Regions from separate parts of the Mus musculus genome. Here region 2 is linked to region 1. The links are chromatin loops, found by intact Hi-C in ENCODE. Cell type or tissue: left cerebral cortex. All regions are shown on one strand.

Region 1 (2,500 bases):
CATATAGCCAGCAAGTCCTCACTAGCTGCTGGACTGGGCCTGAAGAGAAATCTGGAGATAAACTTTAAAGGGTTTGTTTGTTGGGTTCTGTCATGGTCTTAGTTCATTTGTCTAAACAGGAGAGTTCCTTGGGACTGTGTGGCTTCTCTTGTGTATCACAAAGCTTCCTGCGGAGGCATCCATTGTGGAAGCTGCTGGACTCCTCTTTACCCATAAGTACAGGTCTGGGATAAATGGAAAAATCTCTTCTTCTGATGGCATTTCAAGCAGACTTTTCCAATATCAGTATTGTGTGTATGTATATGTGTTGCATGCATGTGTTACATGAAGGAATGTTTACATGTGGGGAAGGGGGCGGGGGAGTGCTCAGGTGCCCATGCTGAGGACGAAGGAGGATAGCCCACGTCAAGCCTCATTACTCTCAACCTTACCCGAGAGTCAAGGTCTCTCACTGAATCTGGTGCTATTTTGCAGGTAGTCTTCGCAGCTAGCAGGCCTGTGGTCTGCTCCACTCAGCCAACTGGGGTTACAGGCTTTTGTGGCCATCCTGGCTTTTCTGTGGTGCTAGCGATTCAAACTCAGGTCCTCCTGCTTGCATAGCAAGAGCTCTTACCCACTAAGCCACCTGCCCATCATTATTAAGTTCCTGAGCTGGGGAGACATGCTGTGCCGATCCTGGGTGTTCCATACAATGCCCTTTCCAACACCTACACTTCCCAACTGAAGTCAGGACAGCCATGAGGAAGATGTTTTCCTCTTTGGAAATATGATTTTAAAAATTCATCAAGGAGGCAGGGTAGGGTAATTACTGGGCCAAATGACTAAATCTATTCATTTTTCCCCTCTCCAAAATCGTGACTCTGGCAAACTAGACTCATGGTTCTGAGATTGCATATGAGCAGGAATTGAGTGTCCACGTTAAATATTGAGTGTTATAGCGTCGAGTTCAAAAACTTTACTCCAGAACTATGTGCTATTTAGAATGATATTGCAGCAGTTGAAATGGATCCTGCTTTGTTCGCTTTGCAAACTGCTTTTGTACACAAAACCCAACTGTCCCTTTTCATGTGAGACAATAATGCCCTCTAGTGGATTACGTGCTTAATTGCAAGCTCGTCTATATAAAGTCTTCATTTTAACAGAAATATCTAGTTTAAGAACTCAAGATTATACTAGACTCACCATCCTGACTCCTGTTCTTCCAAAAGAGTCCCCAAGCTCCATCCACAGTTTGGCTGTGGGTGTCTGCATCTGTCTGAGCCAGCTGCTGGGTGGAGCCTCTCAAACTACAGCCATGCCAGATCCCTGTCTGCAAGCATAACATTATCATCAACAGTGTCAGGGACTGATGCTTGCCCATGGAATGGGTCTCAAGTTGGGCTGCTTTTTGGATGGCCATCCCTTCAGTTTCTGCTCCATCCCCCATTCCTGCATTTCTTGCAGAAAGGATAAATTTGGGATCAGAAATTTTGTGCGTAGGTTGGTGTCTCTATCACTCCACTGGTGTTTCTGCCTGGGTACAGAAGGTGACCTCTTCAGGTTCTGTATCCCTAATGTCATCAGTCACAGCTAAGTTCATCCCCGTTGATTCCTGGCTGCCTCCCTTCTCCCAGGTCTCTGTCTTGTCCTGGAGATGCCTCCCAACTCCCCATCCCGGTCGGTTGCAGATTCCCATTCACTCTCATGACCTCTGGGCATCTTTCCTGTCCCTGCCCATACTTGATCCTGAGCCCCTCCATTCTCTTCTCTATCCCTTCTCCCATCCAGTTCCCTTCATCTGCTACTTATGACTATTTTATTCTCCCTTCTAAGTGAGAGTCAAGCATCCTCTCTTGTACCTTCCTTCTGGTTTAGTTGTTTTGGATCTGTGAAGTGTAGCATGGAAATCCTGTATTTTCTGGTTAATATCCAGTTATAAGTGAGTACATACCATCCATGTCCTTTGGGGACTGGGTAATCTCACTCAGGATGATTCTCTCAAGTTCTCTCCTTGTGTCAGTGAAATCCGTGATGTTTTTGTCGTCATCTGTGAAACATTCACTTGTTCTACTCTGTGTGTAGGGCTGATGTGCATTGGCTCAAACTTCTGACTTATCACGTACTAGAGAGTAGTAAGGAACAGGAGGCAGAGCTCACACAGCTCACCAGACACGTGCAAGTGTGTGTGTGTGTGTGTGTGTGTGTGTGTGTGTGTGTGTGTGTGTAGAGAGAGAGAAGGAGGAGGAGGGAGAGGAGAAGGAGGAGGCTAGTCTATCATGGAAACAAAAGGCAAGGGTGAGGAGGGGTATTGAGTGTGAATGGAAGTAAGATGTGGGTGGAGTTAGATATGAGCTAAAACATGAGTAGGTCACAATTTCAATTACACATAATATACAGACATTATGGCAAAGATTACAACTTCTTCCAAGTAGATGCTGCCATTCCCTGGGCTATGTCAGTAGCTCCAGAGGCCTCTGGGCCACTACTAAGAGTGCTGTGACTATCACCGCATTGATACTTA
Region 2 (2,500 bases), 99 kb before region 1:
GATAAGACCCCAAAGTTGTTTTGGTTTACATTTTCCTAATTGCTAAAGATGGAATACAGTTTTTGCGACATTTCTTAGCCATTTTTATTTCTTCCTTTGAGAAGTCCCTGTTCAAGTCCCAAACGCATTTCTTGAATGAGTCCTTTTTCCCTTTGTTTTTTGAATTATTTAAATATTCTTGATCTTAATCTGTAAATTATTCTTTCTCATCTTTGGGACTCCACTTTATTAGATTAACTGTTTCCTTAAGAATCACCTACTGCTCTTGCAGAGGACCCAGGATCAATTCCCAGCGCCCACATGGTAGCTCACAAACGTCTGTAACTCTAGTCCTGGGGATTAAATGCTCTCTTCTAACTTCTGCAGGTAAGCTTGCATAAGGTCCATATAAACTTGTCCAGGCACACATATATTCATAAATAAAAATAAATAAATATTAATCAGAGAGAAGGGGAGGGAGAGAGAGAAGGAATCCCAGCTAGGAGTTTTGGAACAAAATCGGGGCCGATTCTAAGTCCATTGTACAGGAGGCAGGAGACACCTGTAACACACTGAACTCTGCCCCTGGCTTGTGGGGCTACAGCTGTTGCTTTTCCTATTGGTAGTGATTTATATTTCCAAGTGGTGGCCCACCCACTTTTACTGGAGCCTCTAATTGCAGAATTACACCCTTTTCCCAGGGAGAAAATGCTGCCTCCCTGCTGACTCATGGTCAGTTACTGAATAACATCCTATCCCACTCAGAACAAGAATTTTTTTTTTTTAGCTCTTTTGCTATGTCTCCCATGAAGTGTTTCTCTTGACTCTCTCACAAAGCCCGCACATCCTAGTTTGGGTCTAAAAGACTTGTTTCTGATCCCAATTCTGCCTGTTACTTATCTTCTCTGGACCTCTGTTTTTTCATGAGGAAAAGCCTTTGAAGAGGTGTGTGTGTGTGTGTGTGTGTGTGTGTGTGTGTGTGTGTTAATTGTTCTGGATGCTTGTTGCTGGCACAGACTGTATAAAATTGTACCCTTCCTTCCCTTCCTAGCCTCAGCAAGTAGCTAGCCCAGATGGTTAAGCCTGGAAGGGGGCCGTTGAGAAATGCTATTCTCTGGGCATGACATAACAGGCTTTTGCCGTCTTAAGCTCTCAGCAGCTGTAATTACCTTCAAGAGAACTGTACAAGATTGGACACACAAACATTCGCCTAAGGGAGGGGGCACGCATTCGGTCTTTCCATCTCCTCCCAGGGTGTACAGACAGCTAAACTTGTGGGAGGATAGAGCAATTTTCTTCAGGGTTGGAGTCATTCATGAGTTGCCCAGTCATCTGTGAGTAACTTGAATCAAACTATACTTGGGTGGAATTACTTCTTTGGTGTGTTATTAGTCTTGTGTGGAGTGAATAGATGCAAATTTATCTCCCCAGGAAAAGTTTACGTAACATAGACTGACTTACTGATTAAGGAGGCTTCTAAGATAGATAAACACAAGGCAGTGCCACACAGCCAGTGTCTGACCCCTTAGTGCCTGCTGAGCTTCTGAAGGGCTGCACCATATCTTTTCAGTTATGGGCAGGAGGCTTGGGTGAACGAATGAAAGATGCTAACTGTGAGCTGCAACTCTAACTTGCTTGATGACCAAGGAAGAAGAGGATGAAGGAAAGTGTTCCTGTTAGAGATAGTGTCTGTCATACATCCCAGAACTCCCAGTCATGTAAGAGGAATCCAAGACCCAACCACGGTTCTCTGGAAACTGAAAGTTCTGAGTGGAGAGAGCACAGGCTTCTCTAGCCTGCCTCTGGGACCTGTCACTGGGTGGCATAACAGGATTAAAGGATATTAAGGCTCCTTTAGTATGAAAGCCACCCAGAGAACAAACTACAGACAGGAGAACACAGATCAAGATCTTTGTTGAGGAACACTCTCGCACACCTCTGAATTTTCTGAACTTCTATGTTCTCAATTTCCCACATCCCATATTCTAGACTTTTGTCTAGCAATTGTCATTTGGACACAATTCCTATTACTCAACTGTAGTGGTATGGTAGAGCACCAATAGGCCCTGATCACAGACCATTGTTAAGATAATTTAATGCCTGGTGTCATTTGAGATGCTAAGAGAATCCACTAAACTCATAATAAAAATGCTTTCATGATCCCCAGTTATAGATGATACACATGGGTACCCAAGATCACATGTTATTTGAGAGAGATGATTGAATGAACTCAGTTCCTCCCTGAATCTCCCTGCAACAAGAGTCTGAAGTTGTTCAGAGCTCTAGTAGGAGCAGCAGACTGGGACGGCAGGTGACACACTGAGAAGATGCCACCATTCAGGGTCTCTGAGTAGACCATCACTCAATCAAGTGGACTGCAAAAAGTGTGATCTCAGAATGAGTAGCATCACAGCTAAGGACAGCTGAGGTCAGAACCTCTGCTTCCGTGCAGCTCCTGGGACCCCGCATCTGAGATTCAAATAAGCTGCCTAACATACCCCAGGGCTTAGCAATGTCTCTC

The links. A loop is a pair of places that touch in the nucleus more often than their neighbours do. Peaks named below come from ENCODE experiments on the same cell type or tissue, not always from the same donor. Only the 100,000 strongest peaks of a DNase experiment are listed, where the experiment ranks them.
Region 2: a loop joins it to region 1, with 6 times the contacts of the local background. A loop is called at or near these places in 2 of 42 quality-filtered maps.

What each region holds. Positions count from the first base shown.
Region 1 is chr12:12,317,265-12,319,764 of GRCm38, forward strand. The region is part of intron 2 of Cyria (CYFIP related Rac1 interactor A); the gene reads left to right. Among named protein-coding and RNA genes, the nearest start is that of Gm34407, 29 kb to the left of the region's middle. In left cerebral cortex, a CTCF peak has its summit at 1,092 (motif pointing left); DNase peaks (open chromatin) are centred at 602 and 1,150; H3K4me3 peaks cover 128 bases; H3K27ac peaks cover 1,044 bases.
Region 2 is chr12:12,217,986-12,220,485 of GRCm38, forward strand. No RefSeq gene overlaps it. Among named protein-coding and RNA genes, the nearest start is that of Gm40838, 18 kb to the right of the region's middle. In left cerebral cortex, a CTCF peak has its summit at 696; DNase peaks (open chromatin) are centred at 766 and 1,086; H3K27ac peaks cover 1,329 bases.